Regions from separate parts of the Mus musculus genome. Here region 2 is linked to region 1. Evidence: chromatin contacts called from ENCODE Hi-C or POLR2A ChIA-PET data. All regions are on one chromosome and are shown on one strand. Each heading gives the region's core, a stretch centred on a gene start or an enhancer-like site at or near the end of the contact. The rest is flanking DNA. Distances are from core to core; before and after follow the strand shown.

Region 1 (6,524 bases), core at 2,513-5,012:
TAAACGTGTAATCTGAAAGGCTCAAAACCCTAAACCTTCCTGGGCATGAACATGACATCACAAGTGGAAAATTCCACATCTGACAGCCGATGAGGCGTTGTAGTCAAAACAGCTAAAAATACTGCAGAAGGTCACTCCCAGGCAAAGCAAAGCGCACGGCAAGCAAATAGGTTTACTCTTTAGACTGCGTCTCACAACTAAGGTAATTTCATACGTGTGTGTGTGTGTGTGTGTGTGTGTGTGTGTGTGTGTGTAAAATGTATATTTGCCTTATACATACATACATACATACATATTGGCATATATATTTATGCAATTCTAAAAATTTCAAAATGTGAAACACTTTGGCCATAAACATTTCACACATATTCAGCCTGTACGCATAGCTGATAAATTTCGTGGGGCCATGGTCAGCACCTAGAATGGAGGACACAAAAGACATGGCCCCCTCAAAGAGAAGAAAGACTGCTGGAGGGATGGGGAGAGAGAAGCTACATAATTTATCTGTCACTGTCACAACATCATGGAGAATAGTAACCAGGATGCTGAGTGAAAGAGTCATGGGCTTAGCAGCCAGAAACAGGTCAGAACAGGTCAAACCCACAACCATTTCCCAGCTACAGGAACGTCACCAAATGACCGTCACTTTTCATCTCAGCAAAACGACAGGTAATTACATGGGTTTGCCTCGCTTCCATTGGAAAGGATCATTTTTCACATACTTGGGAGAAGAGTCTATAGTCCTGGCCAACAATCTGCCTGCAACATGAGTGAGCCTGAACCGGAACCACCCAGCCACACTGCCTCCCAGACTTGAGTCCCTGAGAAGCTTCACGAGATAATGTATTTTGGCTGTAGTTGCTAGGTTTTGATATAATCTGTTACACAGCAACCGGAAAATAATACGTTATATGTAATAATCTATCTATTAACTGACAGGCTAAAAGTCTTCTAAATATAGTTATTAAGACTCTGTCATCTAAGCTAGATTGTAGACAGTAGTACACTCATCACCCATAACAGCTTATACAGCAGACTAGCATACTGCAGATTGAACTTCTTGAACCAATTTTGGTCGGATGGAAGATAGCCATAAAGATAAAAAACAAAGTTCGGTACCGCCGACCCTGGCCCACTGCTCAGACGGTGTGTGTACCTGCTTTGATATATCCCTATAGTATCTACCTGCACACAGTATGTTTCAGTATTAACGAAGGTACCTTGAATCCTTACCTGAATGAGGCATTTGCTCACATCGCTGGCACAGAGTGCTTTGTTACAGCTCTGGGACACGGGGAGACACAGCAGGAACGTCAGGGAGGCTAGAGCTAGCACAATATAGTGTGACTTCATGGTTCTTCAAAGAAGTCACTCAGTAGCTTCCAAGAAGCTAGAAAAACAAAGCAACGAGAAACTTTAATTCAAAGGCAAGTGGTAGGTTACAAACTAAGACGAAACCAAACAAAAAAACATGGAATATAAGTCAAGAGTCACTTGCTTGTGTCCAACCCCCTGAGGGATCATTTGAGGAACATTCTCAAAGATCACTTAAACATTCAAACATTCAGGCTTGGGTGGCCATCTTTAAAGAATGAACCGCAAACTACTCAGACATGGAGATGATTAAAATCCTAGTTAACACTGCTGAGGTCCCAGCCATCCGAAAGGATCCAACTGTAGCGCTACAACTCAAGTTTCAACATCATATTCAATTTAAAATAATTTATGTAAGAACTAATAATACTGCCAGGTGTGGTGGTGCAGGCCTTTTTAAATTCCGGTACTCAGGAGGCAGGGACTCAGGAGGCAGGGATTCAGGAGGCAGGGACTCAGGAGGCATGTTCAAGGCCAGCCCCACCCACACCGGGGCTGGAGAGATGGTTTTAGTGGTTAGGAGTATGTTACTGCAGTTTCAGAAGACTTGAGTTTGGTTCCCAGCACCTATCTGGGACAGCTCGAAATCACCTGTAACTTTAGCTTCGGGGGGAGGGGCGCTGAACCCTATGACTTCCTGGGGCACCTGAACACGGAACACACGCTCACACACACATAATTAAAAACAATAAAAATACATCTTTAAAGCTATTACTTCTGCGTTACGTTAAAGCACCCTGTAGGTGCTCACACGTGCAGCTGGAGATGAAATCCAGGGCCTCGCGTGTGTGAGGCAAGGTTTCTACCATGAACTACACCTTCAGCTCCAATGTTCAAAATCTGAGCATCAAAGCAAAACTGTGAAGGAAAATTATTCTGGTGATTATCTCACTTTGTTGGTAAAGGACTTGGGGGAGAGGCGCAGGAACCACAACCATTCTTAACTGCATTAAGAATTGTAGGTAAATGGGAAGATATTCTGTTAGTACGGTAGATTCTTCTGTTCTTAAGAAGTATCACAGTACAGAAAGAAAACAGAGGGGCACCAGCACAAATTCTCACAGGGGTTATAAGTGGGGGCTGGCAAGATAGCTAGGTGGCTAACAACACTTGCCTGACATGCCTGAAAGCCTAAGTTCTACTTGGGAGGCAGAGGTTGGCGGATTTCTGAGTTCGAGGCCAGCCTGGTCTACAGAGTGAGTTCCAGGACATCCAGGGCTACACAGAGAAACCCTGCCTCGAAAAACCAGGAAAAAAAAAAAAAAAAAAAAGGAAGAGAATTGCCTCCCTCCAAAGTTGTCCTTTGGCATACACACCATGGCGCAGGTGCACAGGTATGCTTGTGTGCGCATAAACACGCTCGCGCACCCACTAAAATTTTAAAGATATAATTTCTTAAGGCTAAAACACAAATTCCCAACAAAATCAATTAAATAATAGCTGGGCCTGATGAGACACGCCTGTGATCCCAGCATTTGGCAAGCAAGGCAGGAGGATAATGAACTGCAGGCCAGCTTTACTTCCAAGTTAGATAAATTAACGATAAAAATAAGGGGCTAGAGAGATGGCTCAATGTCTTAAGAGCACTTGCTACTCTTGTAGAGGACCCGAGTTCGGTTCCCAGCACCCACACTGGCAGGGCACAAGGGTCAGCAAGCCCAGCTCTGGGGCATCCAATGCCCTCTTCTGGCCCCTATAGCAGTGCCAAGACGAAAAGTGTGCATACGCATACAGACGCATGCATTTTATTTTAAAGGAGTCAAAATAAATCCCCTCAAAACAATAAAATACAATTTTGATGTAGGGCCGGTTAGAAAGTGGACCCTGCTGGTTACAAAACTAGGAGATGGCGCTACACCACAGGCTCTGCATGGGGTATGACTCCGTTCTGAAACAGAAAGTCCAGAGCTCCTGCCCGCCGGCGGGGAACCGTTAGTAATCCCATTTTCTCGCCCGCTCCCTGCGGACCCAGCCGGCTCCCTGGGCATCCTGCCCACAGCCGGTGCGGCCCCGTCGCCGCTGCCGGCCGCGGGGACCCACAGACACCCCCGGCTGCCCCGAGCGTCTTCCCGCCGTCCTCCGGGAATCCAGGTGACCGCGGGGGAGGAGCGCGACACCCCACACCAGCGCCCGGACCCGAGGTTCCGAAGGCGGTGGCACCGCGGCCCTTTGTCCCCGCCGTTCGGGCCTCTCGGCGCCCGCATCCCCGCCGAGCGCCGCGGCCTGGCTTCCTAGATGCCGCCCGCCCGCGCGCCCGAGCTCGCTCACCGTGGCCCCGGCCTCCTCCCGGCCGCCGAGCCTCCAAGCAGCTCCCGCGAACCCCGGCGCCGCGGACACACAGGCCCGCGCTGTCCCCGGCCGCTCCCAGGCCCGCGCCGGGCTGCAGGCCACGCCCCCTGGAGCCCGGGCTGGGCACGCCCTCGGCCACGCCCCCAGGTGTGTGCGCTCCGGCCTCTCGCGGAGCCGGGCCCCGCCCATCAGCCGTCTGGTCTGCTGCCACCTGTTGGGCGGCTTACCTCTGCTGCCAGCCGCTGTGCCCTGCGGTTCGGTTCAGCAGCTCTGCCACAAAGCTGATTTGTCCTCCTTACTGGATATAAGAATGAGGCACAGGGCAGATGAATAGAACAGGACTGATACTTGACGTGCGAGGCAAGGTTCATTTTAAATACGTGTTTAAGCACCTAGGGATCACTGGATACGGATCTGTCCCACACTTCAGTCACTAATTCATAAAAATGTTAAGCCTGGCACTGCCAAAAAGGAGAGAAGGCAGCAGTGAATCCTGCTCAGGAATGTCACTAGGTATGGGAGGGAGACCAACTGGAAGAAGCCTCAGTTGGAACGGAGGTCAGGTCAGTATTGGCTTGACCAGTCATTGAGTCTTGAACTTTAGGAAGATGGGGCTTATCCCACCAGTAGCCCACAAATAAAGTACATTTAGGTCTTTACCATAACCATTGCTTTTCCAGCAATATTCCACAGCCATTGAGTTGGAGCCCACATGGCCAGTTCACTTTGGGAGCAATGGCCTAGTGTCAAACCCTTTCTTAACCTAGGAAGTGTCTTAAACTCTCCTTGGTTTACTGGGAGGCAGCAGCCTAGAAAAAATTGGCTGAGATGGATAGTAATAAATTACTAGCTAATGTGGGTCATAGTGCTGGTATTAATACATTTTGTAAAGTAAGCATAGGTTTTCTTTAAAAATCGGGGGCTGAGTAGATGGATCAGTTAGTAAAAGACCAGGGTTCAGATTCATATGCCCATATGTTCATATGTCAGGCACAGGGGTTGATATATGAAACCCAGCCCTAGAAGGAGGTAGACATAGGAGGATTTCTGGGTTCACTAAAGCTCCAGGTGCCATGAGAAACCCTGTTTAGGAAAATCAAAAGTAAGAAAGCCACCCAAGGTGGTGGTTCAGCTCATAAGGACATCTGTCACCAAACCTGATGACCTTATATTTAGCTGCCACCAAGCCTTATAGTCAAGCCTCAAGATCCACAAGGTGGAAGTAGAGAGCCAATTCTTGCAAGTCATCTTCTGATCTCCACATGTGTGCCACAGAAGGAGTGCAAACACACACACACACACATGCAAGTACACACATACACACACACGCACATATATACACGTGTGTGCACACACATGTGCACAAGTGCACATACACACGCTTGGGTGCGCGTGCATATACATACATACATGTGTACACACTATTTTAAATATAGGATGACATAAGAGTATGTTATACACCAGCCATGCACATATGCACACACTAATAGGTGCATATACATCCCACACATTAAATGAAGCTCCCCTGAAAACTACCCTAAGAAAACAAGGGTCTACACCTATTAAATTTTACGGATCTTATTCTCAGCATTATTTATGAGTTACAGAGATTACGATCCACTACATCAGTGGGCTAGTCCAACCATTTAAAATGCTATTGTAGATCACTGACTCCCAAACCTCTTGTTCACAGGATTCTATACTGTTGAAAACATGGAGTGTTTCAAAGAGGTTATGTGTATCGTTTCAATATTTGAAATTAAATTTTTTTAGTTAAAATTGCTCATTATTTCATTAAACCCAGTACATAGTTACATAGATAACATTTATTTTAATAAGTGCATTTAAAAAAATAAAACTGTGATGGATTAAACACTATCCCCGTAGGCTTGTGTGTTTGAACATATCCCCAGTCAGTGGCACTGTTTGTAAAGACTGAGGGGTGGGAGATACTCCACTGGGGGCTGACTTTGAAGTTTGATAAACTGGACCCCGTTCTCTGTCTGCTTCCCATGTAGGGAACTATGTGATTTGTCAGCTTACCCACCCTGAAGGGACGCCAAGGGACTTGGGTTTCAGGAGCCCTGGATCAAACACTCCTCGTCATCCTGGAGCTCCATCCATGCTGGTGGCTCTGTAAGGAGCCCCTATTTGTGCCCAATACCCACCGCAGTGGGCTGGACCATGTGGCTTGTAAGGATGCTCAGCCACTGTTGATGCGAACTCTGTTTTGTTTCTCTCTCGTTTCCTCCCTGTCCTGTGAGGTCTCCTGAGTCTTTCTACTCCATGTTGGATCCTCAGAACAACAGGCTGGACGGACGGACGGACATACTGCGACAAAGGACTAATGCTGCGCCTAAACAAGGGAGATTTCTGTGACGCCAACAACGCCCTGCGTGATGGACCCTGAAATGATGGCCCAAGGTCACACGAATGAGAACACATCCAGATCAAAGAGAGCATCAGGACCCACCAGGGAAACTTGGGCTCTGCCTCTTTTCCCTGTACAACCCGGAGACTCTTGAGAACACTCTGAAACAGTGTTTAGATCATCAGGCCTCTGCATTTGCCAGTGTGATCATGCCCTTTATGATAATGATGATGATGATAATAATAAGTAATAGTAATAACAATGCTCTTTTCTTGACTTTACCACCAGCTTCTTTTTCGTTAGTTTTCTGGGATGGAGGTGGGGATGGGGCCCTGAGCCTAGTCCACAAGGACTCTTGGGAACTGGGGCTTTTGACCCAATTCTGATTGGTTCTAACCTCATTGCTAGCCATAGGAGGCCAGGTGAGGGGTCCCAGCATGAACAAAAACCCAGTGAAAATGGGAACACCTCTTTGCCAGCTTCTGGTTAA
Region 2 (6,524 bases), core at 1,827-4,326, 130 kb after region 1:
TCTCAGTCACGGCCAAGTTTTACCTTTTCATCTGAAAAGTGAGTGACGTGGACCACAAAGTGTGAGGCTGCGGCTAGGTCTACGGCTAACTCTCCAATGTGCCCTGTACATGACACAAGCTGCTAACAAATATGTCTTGTTAGCAACAATGCTGGAGCAACCTCCTGCAAATGTAAAGGAAGCGCTACCCAAATGATGCTACTCCAATAACCTTACATGTGCTGAAAGTGCTTTGATCTTACAACAACAGAAATGACTCATCTCACTAACCATTCTCTTTTCAGACTGAAATTAATGTTATTAACAAAACCCAGAAGTAGTCCAGCAGGCCGGTAATCTGAGCTACTCGGGAGGCTGAGACAGGAAGGATGGAAAGTGTGTGTGTCTACTCAATTTAGCAAGACCCATTCTGGAAACACTAAAAGGGCATGGGTGTTGGTTTTGTTCCCAGCAACCACATCAGGTGGCTCACAAGCACCTGTAACTCCAGCTCTGGGGATCAACACCTCCATCCTCTGCAGACACCCTGCACTCCTGTACACACCCACACAGACACATAATTAAAAATAAGCCTTTAAGGGGCTCAAGAGATGGCTCAGCAGTTAAGAGCACTGGTTGGTATTGCAGAAGACTCAGGCTCTATTCCCAGCACCCACATGGCAACTCACAACTGTCTGTAATTGCAGTTTCAGGGCTTCTGAAACCCTCACACAGGCATATGTGCAGGCAAGACACCAAGGAACACAGAATAAAAAATAAATTATGTATTTTTTTAAAGCCTTTAAAATGGGGGTTTGGGGGCTGGGGATGTAATTCAGTGGCTTGTCATAATAACATAAAACAACAACAAGCCTGGTTCATGCAATGGCGGGGATGAAATTCAGGGTTTCCCTTCCAAGTTACACTTCCACAACTCTGTAATCTGGATAAAAAGCAGCTTCTTTCCCACATATTCCACTGTCACCAGATAAAGTCCAACCAGTGTTTTGTTTTTTTTTTTCCTGGATATTAAAGAGCCAATACCGAAACTGCAGAACATCTTCAGCACCCGAGTTCTTTCAGTGTTGCTCTGTTAACTCTTCTTCCAATTCACTTCATAGGGTGCACACCCAGACATCACCAACTGTCTCAGAGGCCCTTAGTCCATAGATGATGTTAACAATTGTAAAACACACAAACTGTAACAAATTGAGAACAGCTTCCAACTTTCAATTCTAATATTCCTTCCACAAATACACTTAAACCCCTGGTTTCATTTCCAGAGAACTTTGCCAGTCTCTAAAACAGAACACATACGTTGAACAACTAGGTTTGTCCTGGGCCAAGCTGTCTTGGAGAGTGTTAGAAATTCGATTAGTACTTCTATCGACTATAACAGATTCTTAAGTAGTAAATAAAGCCTTTCTCTCTGCATCTATAAACCCAGGGAGAAGCATTACATACTTTTATACGTTTTTTGCTTTTAATCCAAATGAAAGCGCTCTCAGGAGGTTAACTGAAGGAGGTCAAGATGGCTCAGCGCATAAAGGTTCGAACCACCAAGCCTAAGAGCCTGCCTGGAGCCCACACAGGGAAAGGTGAGAACCCCAACTCCTAGGAAGTTGTCATCTGCCCTCCACATTCACCATGTAAACAAAATATATTAAAATATTAAATGTCAAACTGAAACGTTTTAAAGGGAACTACAACAATGTCTTCATTGTCACATTGGTGATTCTAATTTTTGCTTTTAAACCATTTGGCATCAAGAGAGCACATTTTGGCAGTTCTGAGTTAATCTCCAGGAAAGCCTTTGTGTAACGCTTTAAGAAAATGAAAAAAAGATCAGTAAGCAAGATTTTTAAAGGCCTACTTGGGCATATGTTTTTAATGAACAGATGACTTACTGGGATAGTTCATCTTTCTTTATAATTGACTCAGGCCATTTTAAAATAAGAAGAAACACATGGCTGAGAATGCAGGTTCGTCTCAACCACAGAATTAACGATAATCCCTGAGCGTCACTGATCGCCGGATTTGCAACATACTTCGCCCCAGTTCAAGGGGTGTCCAGCGGAAATTACAGTCCCTACAACCACACTGCTTCAAATGTTTCCGACGTACTCAACTAGTGCAATACTGTTCATTTCCATCCTCAACTATTCTCGCTGTAATTATTAAAACAGCTGTCAGCTGGGCTTCGGTGACCTCTTTGTACAGCGTTTTTATTCAACGCCGTGGATCCTGAAGGATGCGTCATCTCCATCTTACTCTCCAAAAACCAGATCTAAGATTCCAATACGCTCTAAGGGTCTCTGAACATCATTCCAATCGGAACTGGCACAAACTAGACCTGATCGCTCAACGCGGCAAGGGCAGGTCGCACTGGCATTTAGGACAGAACTGGCTCCGGCGAGCCGCAGCTCTTTCGCTTTCACGCACCTCTCCCGGGACCATCGCGCCTCCTACGCCCCGGCCCGCACCGAGTCTCCGACAACCGCGCACGCAGCGCCGCTGGCACCGGGAGCGCGCGGCGGCACGGCGCGCCCCCGCGATGCCGTCCGTCCCGGTGCGCTGGCGGCGCCCTCCCGGCCGCGCCATGTTCCGGTAAGCGGCGGCCAAGGCGCTCGCGCTAGCCGCCGCCCGAGCGTCGCCCAGCGGCGGCCCCACCTGCGCCGCGACCCGTCAGGATGCCGGGCGGGGCGGCCACCAACGGCCTGTCACGGTCCGGCCGGCCGCGCCGCGGGCTGGGCTGGGCCGAGTGGCGCGTAGCACACGGCTGGGCGCGGCTGGCAGAGGCGCAACCCCCCTACCTGGCTCCGGGGAGGAGACGGGGCACCGGGCTGAGGGTCTCCTCCCTGGTACCCGGGACAGACTCGAAACCGCGCCCTCCTTCCTCCCCTCTGGTCGCCACGCCCCCCTGGCCCGCACAGACCCGAGGCTCAGCGGGCGCAGAAGGGTTCACCCCCTGAACGAGGACCTCCGGGTGGCCGCCGCTGCCGGTGTCTCCGTCGCCGCTGCAACAGCCCCTGATGCCGCCGGGGCCAGGCTTAAAAACATCTCCGGTCTTGGTCGGTCTCTCACCACAGCCTCCTTGCTCCTGGACAGCGTTCTCCGCGATTGGCTGCGGCGCGAGCACGTGACCCGGGCGGACACGTGACTCCTGCAGGCACGGGACGGGCGGCGTGACCGCCGTGCCCCGCCCCCGACGCGCCCGTCCCTGGGCTCCCCGGAGGAGCGGAGCGCGCGGCGGCGGGTGGCGTTCTTGGGGAGCGAAGCGGAGCGGGTGGAGGGGGCCGGAAGTCCTGGAGCCGCGTGGGAGTCGGAGCAGCCCTCGAGCCGTCGGCCGGGGAGCTCCTCACGCGCAGTCACCACCACCGGAGATGTGCAAAAGGCGGCATGGGTGCTGGCGCCCGGCGGAGGAAACGCACATATTTTTGCAGGGTTTGAGTTGGGACGGCAAAACCAGCCGGAAACCGGGAGGGTTTTGTTAGCGGTGGTCGTGCGGGCGGGAGGGCACCGCAGCACTGTGGGGCAGGTCCGGGTTGCGTGACTGAGCCGCTTCGTGCGGCGCGGGCCGAGGGATGTCCCAGCCAGACGCACTCTGTTCCCAAAGCACGGCTCTAAGCACTGCTTGCAAAGAACGCATCGGTAAGCTCAGTTCTAGCCATGCGATCCTGTGACCTTTCTGAGCAGAAATTTCACCAAATTTGTTCCTGTGGTACTAAGTCTCATAGGGCGTGTGAGGAAATTTTACCATCGCAGCAGCTTGTCCTCAGACTTCCTTCTGAATACTTTAATCTACAGCGGTTAGCCTGCAACCGTTGTGCTTTAACCACCCTAAGAAGTTACATACTCCACAGGAAACCATCTTCTCCCTCTTCGTTAACTGTGGCCTCCTTCAGTATCCGTTAGTATCTTAATGATTTTAAGACAGTCCTATCAATAATAAGCTGTAAATTCTGATGTGAGTTTTGGGCTTGACAGGGACATAAACCTTCATTAAAAAAAAAAATCAGGATAGATTGTCTTCCATTGTTCTCAGCTATAAAAAACTTTCAGTATGAACAGTCTTCTAGAGAAATCTGTGTATGTGTGAACTGGGGACTGAAGCTCTGCCCTTGCTCATGCCAACCAAGTACCCAACAGTGGTGTATAGTGAGAGCTATATTTCTGGTGAAAACTTAACTTTAAAGACCTACCTTAGACCCTAAATCATAAGCACTCACAACCAGTTAGTCTTTTTATATAGGCAGAGCTGGAGAGATGGCTCTGGGGTTAAAAGCACTGTTTGAAGACCTAGATTCAGTTGTTCCCAACACCCACAAGACCACTCAAAACCTTATGTAACTTCAGTTCCTGGGTGTCCACTGCTCTCTTCTGGATTTGGTGCACACCACGAGCACAGGCAAAACACTAATCCACATAATATAAATCAAATCTAGCTTAAAAAAAAAAAAAGACAGTCTCATTAATTAGTTCTGTCTGGTGTGGACTTCCATACATAGAACCGGCTGACTTCAAACTCTCAAGAGATCACCTGCCTCTGCCTCCTGAGTGCCTACCTCTATAATGAGGTCCCTGTAGGGTCACTGACTTTGATAAATCCTGAAGCAATCTGATTATTCCAGGAATGAAAACTATTTCTATTCTGCATTTTCAGAAGCACGGCACTATTACCTCCTTTCTTGAGTTGAAGGTAATGTTTTATTCATACAAACACATTGTCCAGCCTACCAACTCCACCAGTTAGTTCTTAGGTGCTTCCAGTGTTAAAAATATAGCCAAAGATGGCCAAACCATGCCTCAAACGACAAAAACAAAAACATAGCTAAAGTTCAAGTATGGTGGGTTTGAATATCTTTACTAAATCTCTGAGTTCTAGTCCAGTCTGATCTACAAAGTGAGATCCTGTATCAAAATAAATAAATATAGCTAAAGAAATATCAAATTATTTTAACTTTTCTTTTTATAAATAATGCTTTTACCACAATCCCAGAACTTGAGAGGCAGAAGCAAAACTACCCAAAGTTGAAGGCCAGCCTGGTAAACATACAAGCAGGGCTACAGAATGAGATAGCAAACATAAATGGAATACTTTGAGAAAATTCTCTTACCGGTAGTACTGATAGGGAGGTCTTACCAGTCAGAAACTTCAGTAACAACTATATGCTCTTAAATGTTAAAACGCTTAAAGGGAACATTGACATAAAGCTTATAAAAAATTTAACAATTTGGCTGTGTCTAAAGATACAAAGGAAAAATGTATTTTAAGTTTTGCAAAACTTTTACTTCACTGATAAAAATGACATGGCTCTATGAATGGGCAACACTAAAATAATTCTTAACTTGATTCTGTTATAATGATAGGTCTTCACAGGTAGACCGAGATAGTGGTCCTGTTGTTTTGACATAATATTTAGCAGCTGCAAGTTACTAGATTACTGCCAGGATGTACAGGTGGGAATAAGCAAACCGAATAAAGCTTATGTAGGGAAGTTCATATTTTATTTGTCCAGTGACATTTTTTACAGTTGAATACAAGTTAAAGGCCTGCTTGCACACCAAAGCCAGGTCCTTTGGGTGGTTCAGTCAAAGAAGTAAGGCCTCCAGCTGGCTCACAACAGAAGCGGCCACTCCTGAAAAGAAAAGCAAGTAATGATTATTAGTGATTAGCATATGTAAATTTTTACTGTAAAAAACTGGCCACCTTTAATCCCAGCCAGCACTCCAGAGGCAAAGGCAGGCAGAGCGTTTTTAAGTTGCTAACCTGGTCTATATAGTGAGTTCCACACTAGCCAGGGCTATCGTAAGACCTTATCTCGAAATAATATTAACAGGCACTTTCAGCTTTGATGTAACTTTATGGACTTCATTGTGTCTGTTGTCTATTGCTGGTTATGTGACATATGACTGACTGTACTACAGTTAGTTTTAAGTATCACTGTGAATTCACAAGCCAACTAGAAATCCCATGGAGACCAAACTATGGCACATAAGGAAAACTAAAGATCTGTGATATTAAATAGGACAAAAAGATAGGGAGAATACAAGATAGCTATTTCAAGAAAAGTAATAATTAAAGATCATCTTGTCTGGGGTCAATGACATGGGTCTGTAGGAAAAAGTGGTTGTTGATAAGGACAGCAACCCAAGTTCAAAACCTGAAACCTATACAGGCTTAAGGAGAGAAGCAACTCCACAAAGCTGTCTTCTGGCCTCCACATATACATTATACATGATCAAAATTTAAAACATGTTTTAAATAATGTTGTATTGATTGAAAGGGAAAATGGATCTTTAGGTGGGAATAAGAGGAAGGCTAATTTCAGATCAATCTTCTTAGTAACATGAACTTTTAAGCAATTTCTATTTGAAGGAAATTCTCTTTCAGAATAAATATTCTGGTAGGTCACAGATAATTATCTTACAAAGTTTTTTCCCATATATGTGTGAGATGTATGTAGGCATGTTTGCACATGTGTTTTTGTGTGGTGTATGTATGTGCACATGGGGGAACAAAGTCAGCGTTAGATGTCTGTCTC

What was found. A loop is a pair of places that touch in the nucleus more often than their neighbours do. ChIA-PET counts read pairs that join two places held with the same protein, here RNA polymerase II (POLR2A).
Region 2: a map of heart shows a loop between it and region 1 (1.9-fold over the local background). The contact joins the promoter of Ankrd12 here to the promoter of Twsg1 in region 1. A Hi-C loop is called at or near these places in 1 of 37 maps with a recorded cell type or tissue (heart). POLR2A ChIA-PET finds 5 or more read pairs at or near these places in 3 of 5 experiments (Patski and embryonic stem cell).

What each region holds. Positions count from the first base shown.
Region 1 is chr17:65,947,425-65,953,948 of GRCm38, forward strand. It overlaps Twsg1 (twisted gastrulation BMP signaling modulator 1), which reads right to left and starts at 3,763. Exons shown (of 5, transcript NM_023053.3): 1 at 3,643-3,763; 2 at 1,234-1,390. The coding sequence starts at 1,353.
Region 2 is chr17:66,073,970-66,080,493 of GRCm38, forward strand. Ankrd12 (ankyrin repeat domain 12) reads right to left here and starts at 3,077. Exons shown (of 13, transcript NM_001025572.1): 1 at 2,915-3,077. It overlaps Ndufv2 (NADH:ubiquinone oxidoreductase core subunit V2), which reads right to left. Exons shown (of 8, transcript NM_028388.3): 8 at 4,826-5,618. The coding sequence ends at 5,525.